2 separate regions of the Mus musculus genome follow, and region 1 is linked to region 2. The links are chromatin loops, found by intact Hi-C in ENCODE. Cell type or tissue: heart. All regions are shown on one strand. Each heading gives the region's core, and the rest is flanking DNA. Links, peaks and the distances in the headings are about the cores only.

Region 1 (9,244 bases), core at 649-8,648, 140 kb after region 2:
GGTATGTACCAACACATCAGATAAAACAACTGTTTCTGTATCTTTTCTTTCTGGTACATAGAGAGTTTTATGGCTAACTTGCTAAACTTTTATGGCTAAAAGTAACAGTCTACTGGACAGATGGCAATAATATAGAAAATATGTCTTGGATTATTATTTTTAGGGGTTGTATCTTAGACTTTAATGGTAGCCAACAACATTATTTTTTTTTCTTAAAAATTTATTTATTTATTTTATGCATATGAGTATGCCACCATTGCACCCTTCAGACACAGCAGAAGAGGGCATCAGACCCCATTGCACATGGTTGTGAGCCACCATGTGGTTGCTGAGAATTGAACTCAGGACCTCTGGAAGAGCAATCAGTTCTTTTAACTGCTGAGGCATCTCTCCAGCCCACCAACAACATTCTTTATCCCCCTGTGCCACGCACTCTGGTCAAGTCAGCTTGACAGGCCGAGAGGCCTGGAAGCCACTCATGAGGCAGAGAGTTTCACGGAAACTCACCTCCTGGAGTCTGGCGTTCTCTCTAACCCATACATTCATATTCTATTCCCAAGTTAGTCTGGTGTATGGATCCACGTGCTCTCTTTTAGTATTATCCTATTATAAGTGCCCTTTAAGATTGACTTCTGACAAAGCTAAGCCTTCACCTGTGTTCCAATGTCCTAGAAAGTCCTTGAGCTGACCATGGGCTTGGAATTCAGGAAGAATGTTGCCTATTCAGTAACATTCAGAATTGCCTCTGGCATTACACTATCACTTTGAATAAAAGCTAGGTCACTGCCCTACATAGGAATTTACCATCATCTAGGAAGAAGGAAGTTTGAGACCTAAGGAGGAACCAGAGTAGATACTTAGAACTATAGATAGTTGAGTTACACCCATACACTCGTATTTACAATGGCCTAGGGGAAAGATGGACTATACAATAGACTAAAATAGGAACTATGGCAAGGGCACGAAGCCCTTGACCCTGGCTTCTAAGATTAAGTGGACCTTAGGTGGAGCTCTTTTTGATCTCAGTTGTTAACAATGAATTCTATCCCAGGTGGTTCCTGTTAGACCTTCTGTGTTTGTATTCCTCTGTTTTGTGTAAGAATCCAGTAACCTCTTTGTACCTAGCTGGTGTGTCACCCAGCTTCCTTATTGTCTTCTGTATAAAAGGTTTGATGCTCGATTTGACAAATTACATTCAGATTCTACACAACCTCTCCTGTGTGCATCTGTCTGTCATTCCATCCCACTCTTTGCCCACCTGCCCCAGAGACCCGTTCCACGCAGACAAAGGGATACAGAGGGTCTGCGGCATCCCTGAAAACACCGTATCATAAAAGGACAAAGACCTTTGAGAGATGATCAAGGTAGCACATCTGAATATGTCTGGTCTTACTTATTTATTCATTTATTTATCTCTACATGTACATATTCAAGTGGTCTGGGTGTACATGTGCGTATATATGTCAGCTGTAATTCCCCGGGATCTATCTACCTTGATGAGTTTTTAGGTTCTCTGAGATTTCGTTCAGTACATTTTGATCATATCCATTCCTTCCCCCAACTCCTTTCAGGTCCATTCTTCTTCCCTATCCACTTATGGGAACCCGTTTCTTATGGGAACCCGTTTCTTTTTTTTTTTTTTTTTTTTAAGATTTATTTATTTATTATATGTAAGTACACTGTAGCTGTCTTCAGACACTCCAGAAGAGGGAGTCAGATCTTGTTACGGATGGTTGTGAGCCACCATGTGGTTGCTGGGATTTGAACTCTGGACCTTCGGAAGAGCAGTCGGGTGCTCTAACCCACTGAGCCATCTCACCAGCCCGGGAACCCGTTTCTTATGGGAACCCATTTCTTATGGGAACCCATTTCTTATGGGAACCCGTTTCTTATGGGAACCCGTTTCTGCTGCCTGCATACTCTTGGGTGTGGGGCCATCCATTGGAACACGGTCCACTTACCAGGGGCCACACCTTTAAAGAAAACCGGCTCACTTATTCACAGGTTCTTGGCCCCAGTCATGGTGCCAAGCATGGGACTCATCTTGTTGGGTGGGCTTTAAGTCCAATCACTCACTCCCATGACACTTGTGGGTATGTCTTGCCATTATCATAGCTGGGAAGGTTCACAGCTGAGTGAGAGTGATGACTGCTCTGTCGTCCAGTAGGGATAATACCTCTGGGCCAGTACTAGCTTGATTTCTCCAAGTTCTAATGACTCAAATAAAGTGATGTTGTCAGCAACAGGGTCTTATGATCGAGCTCTGGAGGGCAACTAATAATCCATAACACTGAGGGTCTATGGGAGTTCCCTGGCCAATGACTCCAAAAGTAACCTTTTTGGGCACTGGACTTTGTGTTTGTTGTCTGTGGTGTCTGGGGACATTGTTGGCCCATTATAGAGTTAGTCCGTTTAAACTCTTTATATATGTATATGAATATATTTTAGGAAACTTCTAGGAGGTTTTTAAATACGACTTTTCCAAAAGTCCTTTGGTGTTAGTGATCCTCCTCATGTTCTCTCCTCTACCCCGTCCTCCCATCCCCAGTCCCTACCCTCCCCCCCCTCTGAGACAGAGTACCTCACTAGGACCAGGCTAGGCTCACTGTCCAGGGAGCCCCAGGAAGCTTCTGTCTCCACCTCCCCAGCTCTGGGATTATAAGTGACACCACTTTCTTTCTTTTTTTTTTTTTCTTTTTGGTTTTTTTTTGAGACAGGGTTTCTCTGTGTAGCCCTGGCTGTCCTGGAACTCACTTTATAGACCAGGCTGGCCTCGAACTCAGAAACCCACCTGCCTCTGCCTCCCGAGTGCTGGGATTAAAGGCGTGTGCCACCACGCCTGGCGATACCACTTTCTCTATGTAGTCTCCTGACTATCCTAGACCTTGCTCTGTAGACCAGACTGGCCTCAAACTCACAGAGATCCTTCTGCCTCTACCTCCCGAGTGCTAGGACTAAATAAAGGTGTATGTCGCCAACACCACGCTGGCTCTGACTGGTTTTAAAACAATGAGCCTTTCTCATCTCATTTATTTGGATTTCTGAGGCTCAGTCTGGGACTTCCTAAGTGGATGAGGGTTGTGTAGTTTTGTTACTTGGCAGTCTTAACGCTGTGGGAGGAAGGTCTGATTGAGACTGTTGAGTGTCCTGGTGGTATACAGGAATTTTCTGTTCTCTGGTAAGTCAGCAAAAAGCAATTAAGAGGGCTGGAGAGATGGCTCAATGCTTAAGAGCACTGACTGCTCTTCCAGAGGTCCTGAGTTCAAATCCCAGCAACCACATGGTGGCTCACAACCATCCATCATGGGGTTTGATGCCCTCTTCTGGAGTGTCTGAAGACAGCTACAGTGTACTTACATATAATAAATCTTTTTTTAAAAAAAGCAATTAAGAAAGAGAGAGGTCAGAGCAAAACGCACAGCTGTAATCCCAGCACAAGGGAGGCAGGAGCAGGTAGGTTTCTATGAGCTGGGGGGGTGGGGAGGGAAGGGGGAGAGAAAGAAAGGAAGAGAGAGAGAGAGAGAGAACAGGGCAATGATATTCATCTTAATGCATTTAATTGGTGTTATCGATTTTAATTGTGTTTAATTAGTGTTTTTATTGGGGTGCTTCTATTACTTCGGAGAACTCAGAAGTCTCTCATCAATGCACTTAGCACCTGTCCTGAGACATTGCGCAGCACACATTGCCCTAAGTTTCTTTATGAGGGATAACGACCTTTTCTAGATCTGGGCTAATAAAACAAAATACATAGGCAGTGGCTCTTTAAAATGAGCAGAGGTCAGAAACATAGCCATGAGTTGTAAGAGCAAATGACTTCCAGCTAGCTTTGGGTGGGATACAGCTGCAAACTAGTTATACTTTCCAGCAATTCAAAAGCAAAGCCCGGAGCAACACTTCCTACTGAGCTGGCTAATGTTGGTTTACCCAATAAACGTGACTACTCAGAGGACAGCAAACGCAGGCAGGCAGCAGTGTCTGTGACATTCATTCCGTCACGGGCTTGACACCTGCCTGCATGCCCTGCTTTTTGTGTTCCGACCTGACGGCTGGTGCCCGGGTTGGCTTAGTGGGTTTGCGCTGCCGGCATTTAGAGTCTCTCTAGCTCCTCATCCTCTCTCTCTCTCTACAACTGTGGACTACTTCTGTTTTAGTTTTTGAGGCAGTTTCACATTGTGTACCAGATTGGCCTGAACTCACTAGATAGCCCAGGCTGGCCTTGAACTTGTGGCAATTCTCTTGCCTCAGCGTCTCAAGTAATATTAGGATGATGGTATGAGCCACTATGTTCTGGGTCAGAAATAGTTGTGTTTAAAAAATACATAAAGAAGAAAACAAAGCAAAACAAAACAACAACAACATCAACAACAAAAAAGGCATGGTAGCTCACGCCTGTAATCTCAAGGAGACAAAGGATTGCCAGAAGTTTAAGCCCAGTCTGCCAGTCTGATATACAGAGTAAGACCAAGCCTCAAAACTAACTAACTAAATAGACGACACACATACAAGCCCGGGTGGGGAGAATATTTACTCATTGGATGGTAGTAACAATGCTGATATTTTGGTGTACAGCAGTCTAGGTTTTTGTTTTTGCTTTTTTAAGATTTATTTATTATTATACATAAGTACACTGTAGCTGTCTTTGGACGCACCAGAAGAGGGCATCAGATTTCATTACAGGTGGTTGTGAGCCACCATGTGGTTGCTGGGATTTGAACTCAGGACTTCTGGAAGAGCAGTCAGTGCTCTTACCTCCTGAGCCATCTCGCCAGCCCGCAGTCTAGGTTTTTAAATGCATGTGCACACTTCTAAATTTCTGTATCAAAAGTCCTCTACCTATTACTTGTAAACAGCTCATTTCGTAACAGTGCTATTAAATATTTGCCCCATTAAAAAAGAAAGTTCAGTTTTACGCAGTGGAGAGTAAGCATATGCAAATCCTCTTCTTCCTCCGGGCAGCCCTGGCACCTAAGAGCAGACATGAGGCTCCTGGCAGACCCGCAGCAGGCCTGCAGGAACACGAATTCAGCAGGGCAGAGGAGCTGAGGCAGTTTTCACTAATGTTTGAGAGATGATGTTGTCTTACTGCTTGCCTCGTGACACAGCCATCATCCGTTTGACTGTGGGTTAGGGGAGGATGGCCTAGACCCTAAACTCTGGGATCGAAGGCGCCATTAATTTCCACTGAGGCCCACGCTTCATCTTGCGCCCCCTGGTGGCTGCTACTCAACTGTGCAGACGCTGAAGATTTTACCTTTTTCTTCTTTTTACGCCTCCTATTAGATTTCTTGCTAAGTTTCCAGATAGATCTGAAGGTGTCCGAAGAGATCCGGGGAGTGACTGTAACTTTTAAGGGTGGTAGTTTACCTGGGCAGAGAGAATAAGCAAGAATGAGGAGAACGGCTAACGCTGTTCAGGGCTGCTCGGATGGTCCGAATTCCATCATTAGAGTTGGCTCCTTGCTAAAGCCGGGCATGGTTGGTACTCATCTGCAGTCTTTGGACTCCAGAGGCTGAAGCAGGAAGACTAGCCTCAATTACATACAAACATATATAGCCAGCTCAAGGTCACCCTGGGCTACAGAGATCCTGTCTCAAAAAAAAAAAAAAAAAAAAAAATCAAGACCTCAACTAGAGGAAGAGGAGAAGATGAGGGAGGGAAAGAAAAAGGCATAAGCAAACCAAACTCACTTGTTACCAAGTAAGTAAGTTATTCTGATTTCGTGAAAGGAGAATTAGAAATTGTTGACTTGCAAATAAATGGTAGGAAGAGAGAAAACACTGGAAGAACATTATTTTTTATAATTAGTGTTTCCATTGTCTTTTAAGGTTTAAAACGATGCCTTTAGGGTTAAAGTCCAAGTGAGTCACCCTGTAAAATCTTAGCAGCTACCCCCCCTTTTTTTGAAGACTCTTCACTGTGTTCAAACATAATTAAAGTGCTCCGTCAGAAACAGCCCATAATGACTCTAGCTCATGACATACACGCATTAAGGCTACTCACGATGCACACTTAGACTAAGTTTCAAAACTGCTGATTTCCTAAGCCATAGATTGCTTTTTAATGCTGTTTAAATGAGTACTTTCATTTTCAGGTGGGCGCGCCATAATTAGCCTCTCATTTATGTAAATTGAGCCATTTACTAAGCGTGGAAGACGTTTTCCATCCCAGAGAGGTACTGAGTGAAAAATCACTTCCCATCCTGTCACCAGAGGCTGTCTGTCCTTACGCTCCCTGCACTAATGCTGTGGAGATTGCCAGCAGCCCAATAATGGGTTTTTACTACCAGGTAGGATGAAGGGGTGGCGTCGGCACCAGGAAAACCAAAGCGCTTATCGCACTTACAGTCAGGTTTAACAGAATTATCCTGCTGGACCTCATGCCTGCTCTAATGGAACAAGAAGTGGGTGTTCTGTTCCTCTAAAAGAAAAGGATAATTGAAAAAAAAATCTTAGAGTCATTTAATTGGTCATTAAAGATGCATGGCTTTGGTTTGAGGTGGAGCAGCACAGCAGACCACACTCCTGTGACCCTCTTTTACAACACTGCCGGGGAAGGAAAAATGTGACCTCTGACCTTTTTACTGGAGAAATGACAGCATGCTGGCGCTGCTGAACTCTCCCCCACTCAGCCTGACCCAGAACTGAGTCCTCCTCCCTCTCACTTTAAAATCTGTCCATGTCTTACATCAAGCTGCATTGAAAATGGCATTTCTTGCTCTCCCCTGTAGAAGCAGCTAGAAGAGCTGTCACCAGTTCTGGCGATGCATACTAAAAGAGAGGCTAGGGGTGGTCACTGTTAAGTGACCTCCCTTCTCTCCTTTTCGAAGGGTTACACGGCCATAGGACACTCAGCACTGCCTGCCAGCTAGAGCCAGACTTAGAGACTTAGACTTCAGTGACTTAGAAGTTCCCTGTGATCCTTGCTCATGTGCTACCTCCTCCTCCCCTCCGTCCCTCCCCTTCTCCCCCCTTCTTCTCCCCCTCCCCCACACTCTTCATGGTATCCTTAGATAGCCCAGGATGGCCTCCAACGTGAAAGGCTCCAGTCTCAGCTCTCCAGTGTGGCTCAACTATGGTCTTAGCATGGTTGTTACTTCCGTTTTACAGTTGATTTTTGTACTTTAGGTTGGGTTGAGAGGAGACTAGAGAACAGGAGAAAACTTTCTTGGAGAATAAGAAAGAAAAAAAAAAACCCAAAAGCAACAGAGAAAAAATTCATAAAAAGCGAAAACAAACAAACAAACAAACAAACAAACAAAAAAACAGTAAAACCCAGCTGCGCTGGGAGGCATGCTGTAAACCAGCTACTTCAGAGGCTGTGAGTAGATTGCCTAGAAATCATTACTCAAATGATCCAAGGGTACACACAGCATTGCAAACGTTCTTGAGCTCTGTACGAGTCTCAGCATGTTGGCACAGTGGTAGCTAGCCTGCGACAATTCACAGATGAGATTTCTTATTTAAACACCAAGAGACAACAACATCGAGACACTTGCGACTGGTTCAGGGCCTGAGGGAAGGGCATGAAACCTCACCCGTCTTCCTGACTCTCAGTGCTTCCAGGATGTCCACTGCAGCCGTTTCTCCCAGGACATTGTTCCCAAGGTCCATCTCTCTTAAGTGAGTTGAGTATTTGATCAAGCTGCAAAGAGAAAAGGATGAAACGAAAAGGCTTTGAGCCCAGCACGGCTCACGGTCCCTCAAAGGAAGGCAACCCTAATTTCAGAAAATTACCTCCATCTTATAAGACTTCATAGTCATTTATACTTTATATACCAGTAAGAAGTCAAAGCAAAGCTGGGCGTGGTGGCACACGCCTTTAATCCAAGCACTTGGGAGGCAGAGGCAGGCAGATTTCTGAGTTCGAGGCCAGCCTGGTCTACAGAGTGAGTTCCAGGACAGCCAGGGCTACACAGAGAAACCCTGTCTCAAAAAAATCAAAAATAAATAAATAAATACATAAATAAAAGAAGCCAAAGCAATGGGAGAGATTGACAAGGACTTGATAACTTTCAGTCTGTCAAATAAATGACAACTCTGACCTGGTGATCTTTATTTATTTATTTATTTTTGGTATAGGGTCTCTACGTAGTCCAGGCTGTCCTAGAACTTGCTCTGTAGACCAGGCTGGCCTCAAACTCATAGAGATCATCCCGCCTCTGCCTCCTAAATCCTGGGATGTCAGGCTTACCAGGCAACATTATAAACAGACAAATATTTTCACATACAATTAAGAAAGGCAAGTCTGAGAATAAAGACTTTGAAATCCAATGGATCTAGCTTTGTGAAAATAAAACCATTATTCTTCTCCTACCCAACAACTCTGGGCTGATTCTCCTTAGTTATCTGAGATCAGCCGAGACCAGGAATGTTAAGGATGTGGTGGCTGTTGGATTTTCCTGATTTCTTGGTAGGTCATTGAAGATCCTGGTGGTGTTCTGTTGGCTGGTTTTCAGGAGTCCTTGGCTCACCTCTGCCCTTTCCTTGATCATGAGATCATGAGCAAGCCATGGGCCCTTGTGGACCTCACTTTCTGTCTGTAACCTGGCCTGAGAGGGGCTGTGTGACCTGTCTTGGAGGTTGCAGTGAAGACAGAGCAGTCATTTCCTGAAGGCACATTCAGTACCACAGGGACTGAAGGAAAGTTAACTGATGCTCTGATATAAATTATAATGTTATCATCAAGAGATCACTCCTGAATTGTTAACGCCTATGAGGGCTTGACCTTTCGCTTCGGGTTAACTCAACTTTAACATTGACTCTGCTGCTCAGTCTACACACTCTCCGCTGACTTGGTGGATGGAACTGAAGCCAGCCCTATGTAGCACTACCAGACTCTTCCTAGCTCTCAAGGAAGTCATGTGTCGAGGACTCTAACACCTTCAGCTTCCAGATCTATCCATGTTCTTCAGACTAGATGGATTAAAACAGGATACTGGGGCTGGAGAGATGGCTCAGTGGTTAAGAGCGCTTGTTGCTCTTGCAGAGGACTCAGGTGCAGTTCCTAGCTCCTACTTGCTGGCTCACAAGCATATGTAATCCCCCTGTTCCTGGGGATTCTACCCCTCTTATGACCACCAAGGATATCAGGACATACACGGTACACAGACATACATGCAGGTAAAACTTTCCCATATATGAAATAACTGGGAAGCTTTCCCATCCTTCTTGAATAAGAAGAGCAGAGAGGAAATCTTTTTCTGCTGAGATAACAAATTGCTACCCATCAGCCTTTGGGCCTC
Region 2 (8,000 bases), core at 1-8,000:
ATGGGGATGCTAAGGAAATACTAAGGAATATTCAACTCCACTGAGTTAACATCTTTCCAGCTTTACTCTCATCTAAATCCCGACCTAATAGAGACAGGCCAGGACTCCTAAGAGGACTCTCACAGAAACAAATTCAAAGGAGGTATAAATTTCTGCAATAAAAAAAAATTTTGAACATATTTACCCACACCCCAAGTTGATGCATAACTTTCTTCTAATTATCAATGAACAAGATCCCAAAACAGATTATACCCAAAGCTTAGATAGATAAATTTTCAGCTGCAGGCCAGGAATCATCCAAAGGAAGATAGTCTAACCAACAATTGAAACTAGATCACACCCTTTTCCCAGTTACCAGGAGATAGAGGAAAAGAGACAGATGTCACCTCCAGGTAGCATTACTTCCCACTACCCACTTCGGTCCTGCTGCAGAAAAAGAAAAAAGAGAAGGAAAAACAAAACAAAACAAAACAAAAAACCAACAACCACCAATCTCCCAGGGTGTGCCATGTGCTGCAGTGGGAAAAGAGAACCCACGGCCTCCAGAGAGACAGCAGAGTGATGTTCAGACCCAGGTGATCGCATGAAATCCTAAAACCACCTGTAGAGTCAAACACTTAGCCTAAGGAGAGTCTGTATTCTAGTACACATACTGACAAAAGCAACAGGCTTCTGCCAGACAAGCTTGTTGGGGAGTATGTATGAAACTGAAGGCACTGCAAGAAAAGTGCTTAAAAATCATCTCAAAATGTTCTTACATTTTCAAATTTCCAGGAAAAACAGTGTACATGAAACTTACAAATATGAACAAACTATCCCAATCTACTTTCTAAAGAATCATTACACAATAAAAAGTAAGTGTTAAAACTTCACAGAGAGTTAGATTAATAAAATATATACACAGGATAAGGGTCGGGGATATAGCGCAGCAGCAGAGTGCTTGTCTAACATGCACAAATTCCTAGGGGGTTCCATCTCAGCACCACAAACACTGGGTGTGGTGGTTCATGCTTCTAACTCAAGGTAGTTAGAACCAACCCAGGATACATGAGACTCTGTCTTAAAGCATACCCCACCCCACCCTGTACTAGGAAATGAGTTATTTTTAGTGCTTATTTACCAAAACCCAAACCCAGAACTTAAAAAGTAAAGTTACCCTCTTATAAATATCATCTAAGACTACTCAGCAAGGGTCCTGACACTCTCAATGTAACCACCTTCTCTCTCTCTTTTTTAATTTTTTTATTAGATATTTTCTTCATTTGCAGTTCAAATGCTATCCCAAAAGTCCGCTACCCCTCCAACCACCCCACCCTGCTCCACAACCCACCCCACCTTCTCTCTTCTATGAAGAAGAGAACGGCAGGAGACAGAAACGTAAGTTGTAACTTACTCTTCGTGTCTTAGGACAGACGTAGTTAAACTAGTGATTGAGTTAAGTCTACAGATGGGCTAAAATTAAAAGAGGGGGCTCTACTTAGAGCATCCAAATCAGTTAATAGGCACTGTGTGGGACCTTTGCAGAGTGCTACCTGCTTGGTCATGTAACATAGCAGGGAATAATAAACTATTATATCACATTACAGATAAGCATTCACTGGTTTAAAATCCTTCAGAGATTTTTAAGTCATTATCCAATGGAAGAAACTAACACTGTTGACCATAAAGGTGCACATCTGTAACACCAGCACCTGAGACTGAGGCAGGATGACAAGTGGACACTACCCAGAACACATAGCACAACACTCCCTCAAAAGCACAAATCACCATCACCAACAAAAAACAACAACCAAAAGAAACATGGACTTAAAAATTCTGAAGAAATGGGGCTACAGATACGGCTCAGTAGTTAAAACCACTTGTTACTCTTATAAAAAGATCCAGGTTTGAGTCACAATACCTACATAGGTGGTTCACAGCCTTCCTTAGCTTCTTTTTCTAGAAACACACATGTTTTAAAACTCTGAAGAACTGTGACACCAGGCCTGGTAACTCACACCTGTGATCTCAGCACAAGGACTGCAGCAGGGAGCTAGTCACAGAACGGAGGCTAGCTGAACTCCATAGAGTTCTATCTAGGACAACCAAGGTTACAATAGCAGGACCTGCCAGAGAGAGGGGGGAGGGGTAAACCTTATTACTAAGCAGCATTCTCTGTAAAAGCCACTCTTGCTACATACAGCAGTCCCACAAATGTTCCCTTCTAATACCTGCTGATTCTATTCTGTGATCTCTGCTCGTCATCATGTATGTACAGCTAGAAACGTGCCCCTCTTCCGTAGGTACTGAGTCGCCCCTGCTTTTTCTATTTTCCTGTCACACTGGGGATTGAGCCCAGAGTGGCCTCAGAGATAACTGGCCAGTACTTCACTACCAGGCTAGATTTTTCCTTTTCTTCTGGAGAAGTCCAGTTTTCAAACTGCCCCTCCCTTCATTCTGATGAAAAGACAGAGCTAGGTCAGAGGTCAAGCAGGAGAGAACCAGCGAGCAAGGGTAGATGGCTGTAAACACAGGTCTTGCTTTGCCTACTTTTGATCTTGCACTAGTGTTCTGACCTCCACTCCCACCCCACATCCCACAAAAAGAAGTTATCAGTATTTATTTTACAGAAAAGAAAAAAAAAAATCAGAAAGCCAAGGGATTTGTTTTTACATTCTTATTTACTATTGTGTGCATGTGTCAAGTCATGTCTATGACTGGCAGAACAACTTCTAGAAGTCTGTCTCTTGTCCAGCATGTGGGTCTCAGGTTCAAACTCAGGGGATGCCTTCAGCTGCTGAATTGATAAGATTAAATACAAAACTCCTGAGGGAAGAGGGCCAACAACAAACTAGAAACATGTTTGGAATGGAACTGCAATGAGGCCTCATAGCAAACACAGTTTCAAGTTTAACTTAATCAACTACATCTACTCTTTAAAAAAAAAAAAAAGGCTCACTTGAGGTCTAGTTCATGTGTTGCCTATAACTAAGAAGCAAGATATCTCTATCTGCAAAGAAACAGAAAAGACAGACAGAGAAACCCTGTCTCAAAAGAAAAAGAAAGAAAGAAAGAAAGAAAGAAAGAAAGAAAGAAAGAAAGAAAGAAAGAAAGAAACAAACAAACAAACAAACAAACAAACAAACAAACAGAAAAGACAGTCCGGTCCTGCAACTCAGGGTCAGCTCTAACTGTAAAATTTAGTCCCGCCACTAGGTGGATACAGGCATCAGGAGCTCCATCAGAATGCATCCACAGGAGGCAGCTGGGCCTCTACTATGTGGAAGCACTTTTCTCCTCAGCCCTCAGCTTCCATCCCTCACTCGAAAGCCCCAACAGAACTAGGAGAGCTGTACTTGGGATTTTGAGTCATAAAAGAAACACAGGAAGAGATACAGTGTTTCTATCAGGCCATTCCCTGGAGACCACTAAGCCGCTTAGTTTATCCAGGGTTTCATCTTTTAGTGAGGCTTGGTTGAATCCTAGCTGCTCAATGAGGGACTCTTGTTTACACACAGTTCCTTTACTACAAGTCCCTATACACGCAGGGAACCAGCCCTCTCACTCTGAAGCCAGGAACCTAACTTAATTTCCTCATCAGCTTAACAAAGACTATCTCCCAGAAAACCCCAGAGTTTACATTTTATGTCAGAAATCAAAATACAGCTTCTTCAAACCCTGGATACACACTGCCTGTGGTGCCAGCATCTAGTGGGCTGGGCAATGGAGCCCGCAAAAAGACAAAAACAAAACAAAAGCAGACTTGGGCACACGCCCTTAGCACATTTTGAGCCTTGTGGTTTGACTCATCTTTGTAAATGTTCTAGTTACCCACAGGAACCTGACATGAAAGTTTTCTTCACATGATTCTGGGCCCAGAAACTTTTCTTGGTAAATAAACATTCTGTTTATAGTTTAAAATGTTTTAAAGGCAGAGGCATGTATACTTAATTTGTTTTTTTAAAAGTAATTATAAAGATCACATTATGTTTAAAATGTTTAGTGTATCAAAAATTTTAATCTTTTAGTCTGAGTTTCCTACATGTACCCGTCACATTATCCTATCCCCCACCCTCTCCTTTCACTTGTTTACGTTATTGTAGGGCAGCTACTAGAATGCTGACCCACTGATTTGTGAGGTTTTATGCAAGCTATTAGACTTTAAACAACAAAAATGGAAAAATGAAAAAAATCTAAAACTAAGACAAAAATGTTATCAGGATCTAGTTTACCGCTTACATTCAAATGTACTATGTAGTTTAACTGTTTCTAGTATGACCAGATTCATGCAATCTTTACCCTAAGACATTTTATTTTCAACAAGATCTATATCCCACCCCCTCCATACTCATTTTTCTCTATCCTCTACCATTCCAGGCCCCTGCAATCACTAATCTACCGCATAAATTCTTATATAAACTTACCTACAGATCAGACTTTAGGTTCATATACATCTAAACATCTATGAGCATTTCAGTCTTTTCTGTGGCTATTATTCTATTGTACGATGTACATTTCACTGACCTTTGAACTACCACTACAAAATAGCTAGAATGTTCCCACATGCTATGATGGGTATCACTGTTTCATTTCACCAAGTCCAACTGCTGGGTCATATGTGCTTCTATACTTAGTAAGGTGTCTTCCCCACCTCCCACCTCCTGCCCCCATTCAAGATCCAACCAAGGGCCCTGTGGTGTGGTAAGCACTCTCTAGCTGAGCATACCTTCAATCCTGTTTAGCATTTTGATTTACTGATTTGCAGTCCTAGGGACAAAGAGTGTAGCTCAGTGATAAACTTCAGCTCAGCAGATGTGAGGCCCTGGGTTCAACCCTGGCATCTCTTGTACCCCAAAGAAAACTATTTTTAAACATTCTAATTAAAAAACAGAGTTAAGGGCTGGCAAGATGGCTCAGCAGGTAAGAGCACTGACTGCTCTTCCAAAGCCCCTGAGTTCAAATCCCAGCAACCACATGGTGACTCACAACCACCCATAATGAGATCTGTCGCCCTCTTCTGATGAGTCTGAAGACAGCTACAGTGCACTTACGTATAATAATAAATAAATCACCAGGCAGGCGGTGGTGGCGCACGCTTTTAATCCAGCACTTGGGAGACAGAGGCAGGCGTTTTTCTGAGTTTGAGGTCTACAGATGTCTGAGTTCCTGGTCTACAGAGTGAGTTCCAGGACAGCCAGGGCTATACAGAGAAACCCTGTTTCGAAAAAAAATTAAAAAAAAAAAAAAAAGTAATATATATATAAAAAAAGTTAAGTACCAGTCAGGTGCAGTGGCTTCCAGGACAGCCAGGGGTGTTATACAGAGAACTCTATCTGGAAAAACCAAAACCCCAAACCAAGCCAAACCAAACCAAGCCAAACCAAACCAAACAACAAAGGCATGGTAGCATAACAGTCTGTAATCCCAGTATTTAAGGGACTGTGGCAGAAGCTCAATGTTATCCTTGGCTACAAAGTTTGAGGCTACCCAAGGCTACAAATGATCCTGTTTCAAAAGAAAAAAATAAAACAAAACAAGCAAAAAACAAAACAAGGAAACTTTTCATCTAAATTGAATTAGGTACTATCAATAAAAGTTTAAAAAGTGGTCTCTTGAAATAACCATTAGGCTAAAGTACATATTTTGAAAAACTGGGCTGTGAATATAACTCTATGGCAAAGCATATGCTTAATGTGCCCTAAGTTCAATACCACTATCATTAAACAAAACCTAGAAGGGCTGGCAGGGGAGGCCAGCAGTTAAAAGGCGCCTCCCATCAAGCCTGACCACCTAAGATCAATCCCTAAAACCTGTATGGTGGAAGAAGGAAATCAAGTCCTCTCACTTCCACAAGTATGTTATGGTACACGTGCACTTTCCCACAAATAAATGTAAAAACAAAACAAAACAAAAAACTGCAGAATACTGAAATAATAGAAAATCAAAACTATGTAGTCAAATCACAAGCCACAGTAAAATCTATAGTCTAAATGTATTCAGTGGAGCTGGAGAGATGCCTCCGCATGCACTACTCTTCCAGAGAGCCCAGGCTCAGTTCCCAGCACCCACAACAGTCAGTCACAACCACTTGCAACTCCAGTTCCAGGAGTATCTGATGCCTGGGATCTGTCCTGACACCTTCACTCGTGTATATTCCCACCCCCACACACACATTAAAAATGATTAGAAACAAAACAAAGCAAAACGTAAAAACATACTGAGTAAGAAAAGTAAGATGAACAACTGTCAGGTTCTCAGTGGGAGAGTAAATCCGACTGGGGATGTAATACAGCTTAATTTGTAGAGTGCCTGCCTAGCACGCATGAAGCCCAGGGCTCAGCTCCTAGCACAGCATGAAGCCCAGGGCTCAGCTCCTAGCACAGCACGAAGCCAGTCGTAGCAGCAAAAGCCTCTGGAGGTAAAGGCAGGAGGAGTTCAAAGTCATCCTAGGTTATTTTCAGTTCCAGACAGCCTGGGCTACAAGATTGCACTTAGGTTAAAAATAAAATAGACATTAGTTGAGACTTCTGGGGTAGGAACACAGGAGTAAAGCCTGAGCTGCACAGGAAACCCTGTCTCCAAAACACTCAATGAGAAACTGAAGAGAAGCAGCAGTGCTGAGCACTGACACCCACGTGATGCGCAAATGTGTGCAGGTGGGCACGGTAGCCGGCCCGTGCTGTCACCTGGTCTTCAGAGCCAGTGGGGATAGAGCTCAGTAGTACAGCACTTACCCTGAATGCACGAAACTCTGAATTTAATTTCCAACAATCAACGAATGAAAACACACACACTAAACTAAAAAGTAGAATTTAAATATTAAAAAAAGAAAAGCGCAAATAGCTAAAAAAAGAAAAATCAAATGTACAGCAATAACATAAAGCGGCAGCTCAATCAGTTAAGAGCTGTTCATCAGGTGATTATCAATCAGCTGTTCATCAGGTGATAATCCGTTGTTCAAGCCTCCAGCTTGCTGGGTGTTGCTCTTGCCTATGACCCCAGCATTGGAGGCAGAGATAAGCAGACACCCGGAGCTCACTGGCCGGTAGCCAGCCAGTCAACCTAGCCAAAACATGAGCGACTCGTTCATCACAGGCACCATCTCAAGGCAGTAAGGGGCTGAGTAACAGAGGAAGACACCCAGCATTCTGCTCTAGCTTCCAAATGCACCCCGCCTCACAGGAGTGCGGACTCTATGCTCACATGCATACAGCACACATATAAAGGCTGTCTGTCACAGGAGCCGTGGGGGTCTGAAATCCCAGTTCTGCAGAGAGGCAGCCAGGCAGAACCTTGGAGCTCACACCTGGTCATCATATTTACTTGTTGAGCTCCAAGTCAGTGAGAGACTGGCTCACAAAAAACAAGCTGGGGGCTGGCAAGTGGCTCCGTGGGTTAAACACTTGCTAAGCAAGTCTTACTGAGTTCAATCCTCAGAACCAACTCAATAAAGGAATCCTCTAACCTTCACATGCAGAACACAAATACTAAATAAAACATAGAAAAAGCAATCTGCCGGATGTGGTGGCACACGCCTTTAATCCCACCACTCGGGAGGCAGAGGCAGGCGGATTTCTGAGTTCGAGGCCAGCCTGGTCTACAAAGTGAGTTCCAGGACAACCAGGGCTATACAGAGAAACCCTGTCTCGAAAAACCAAAAAAAAAAGAAAGAAAGAAAAAAGAAAAGAAAAAGCAATCTATAAAATCTCTACACTATGGAATTTTATTCAAAGGATTTAACCAAATTTACATATACTAGCATTGAAACACAGGAAAGACATAGTAAAGAGGGAAAAAATAAGCAAAACTCCAGCTCTATCAAGTCATATAAAAGTAGAAAATAACAGGCCGGTGGGAAAACTGAAATTCCTTTAAACAACTGGTGATGACATTTCAATCAACATTATTTACAAATGCACAGGCAAATTGAATGAAATTTAACAGAGAACACCCAGAAACCCAGAGTCTGTATTACCAAATGTACTGTCCTATGTCTGGTTCCTGAATGTAGTTCAAATAGG

Evidence for each region. Peaks named below come from ENCODE experiments on the same cell type or tissue, not always from the same donor. Only the 100,000 strongest peaks of a DNase experiment are listed, where the experiment ranks them.
Region 1: it touches region 2 in a loop (6-fold over the local background); 18 of 42 quality-filtered maps call a loop at or near these places.

Annotation. Positions count from the first base shown.
Region 1 is chr9:96,486,818-96,496,061 of GRCm38, forward strand. Gm28729 (predicted gene 28729) reads right to left here. Exons shown (of 11, transcript NM_001370882.1): 9 at 7,538-7,644; 10 at 5,255-5,367. Among named protein-coding and RNA genes, the nearest start is that of Rnf7, 13 kb to the left of the region's middle. In heart, for the core only: a CTCF peak has its summit at 5,216 (motif pointing left); no DNase peak of the experiment used is centred there; H3K27ac peaks cover 1,177 bases.
Region 2 is chr9:96,346,978-96,354,977 of GRCm38, forward strand. The region is part of intron 1 of Atp1b3 (ATPase, Na+/K+ transporting, beta 3 polypeptide); the gene reads right to left. Among named protein-coding and RNA genes, the nearest start is that of Atp1b3, 13 kb to the right of the region's middle. In heart, for the core only: CTCF peaks have their summits at 3,197 and 5,016 (motif pointing left); DNase peaks (open chromatin) are centred at 3,224 and 7,044; H3K27ac peaks cover 779 bases.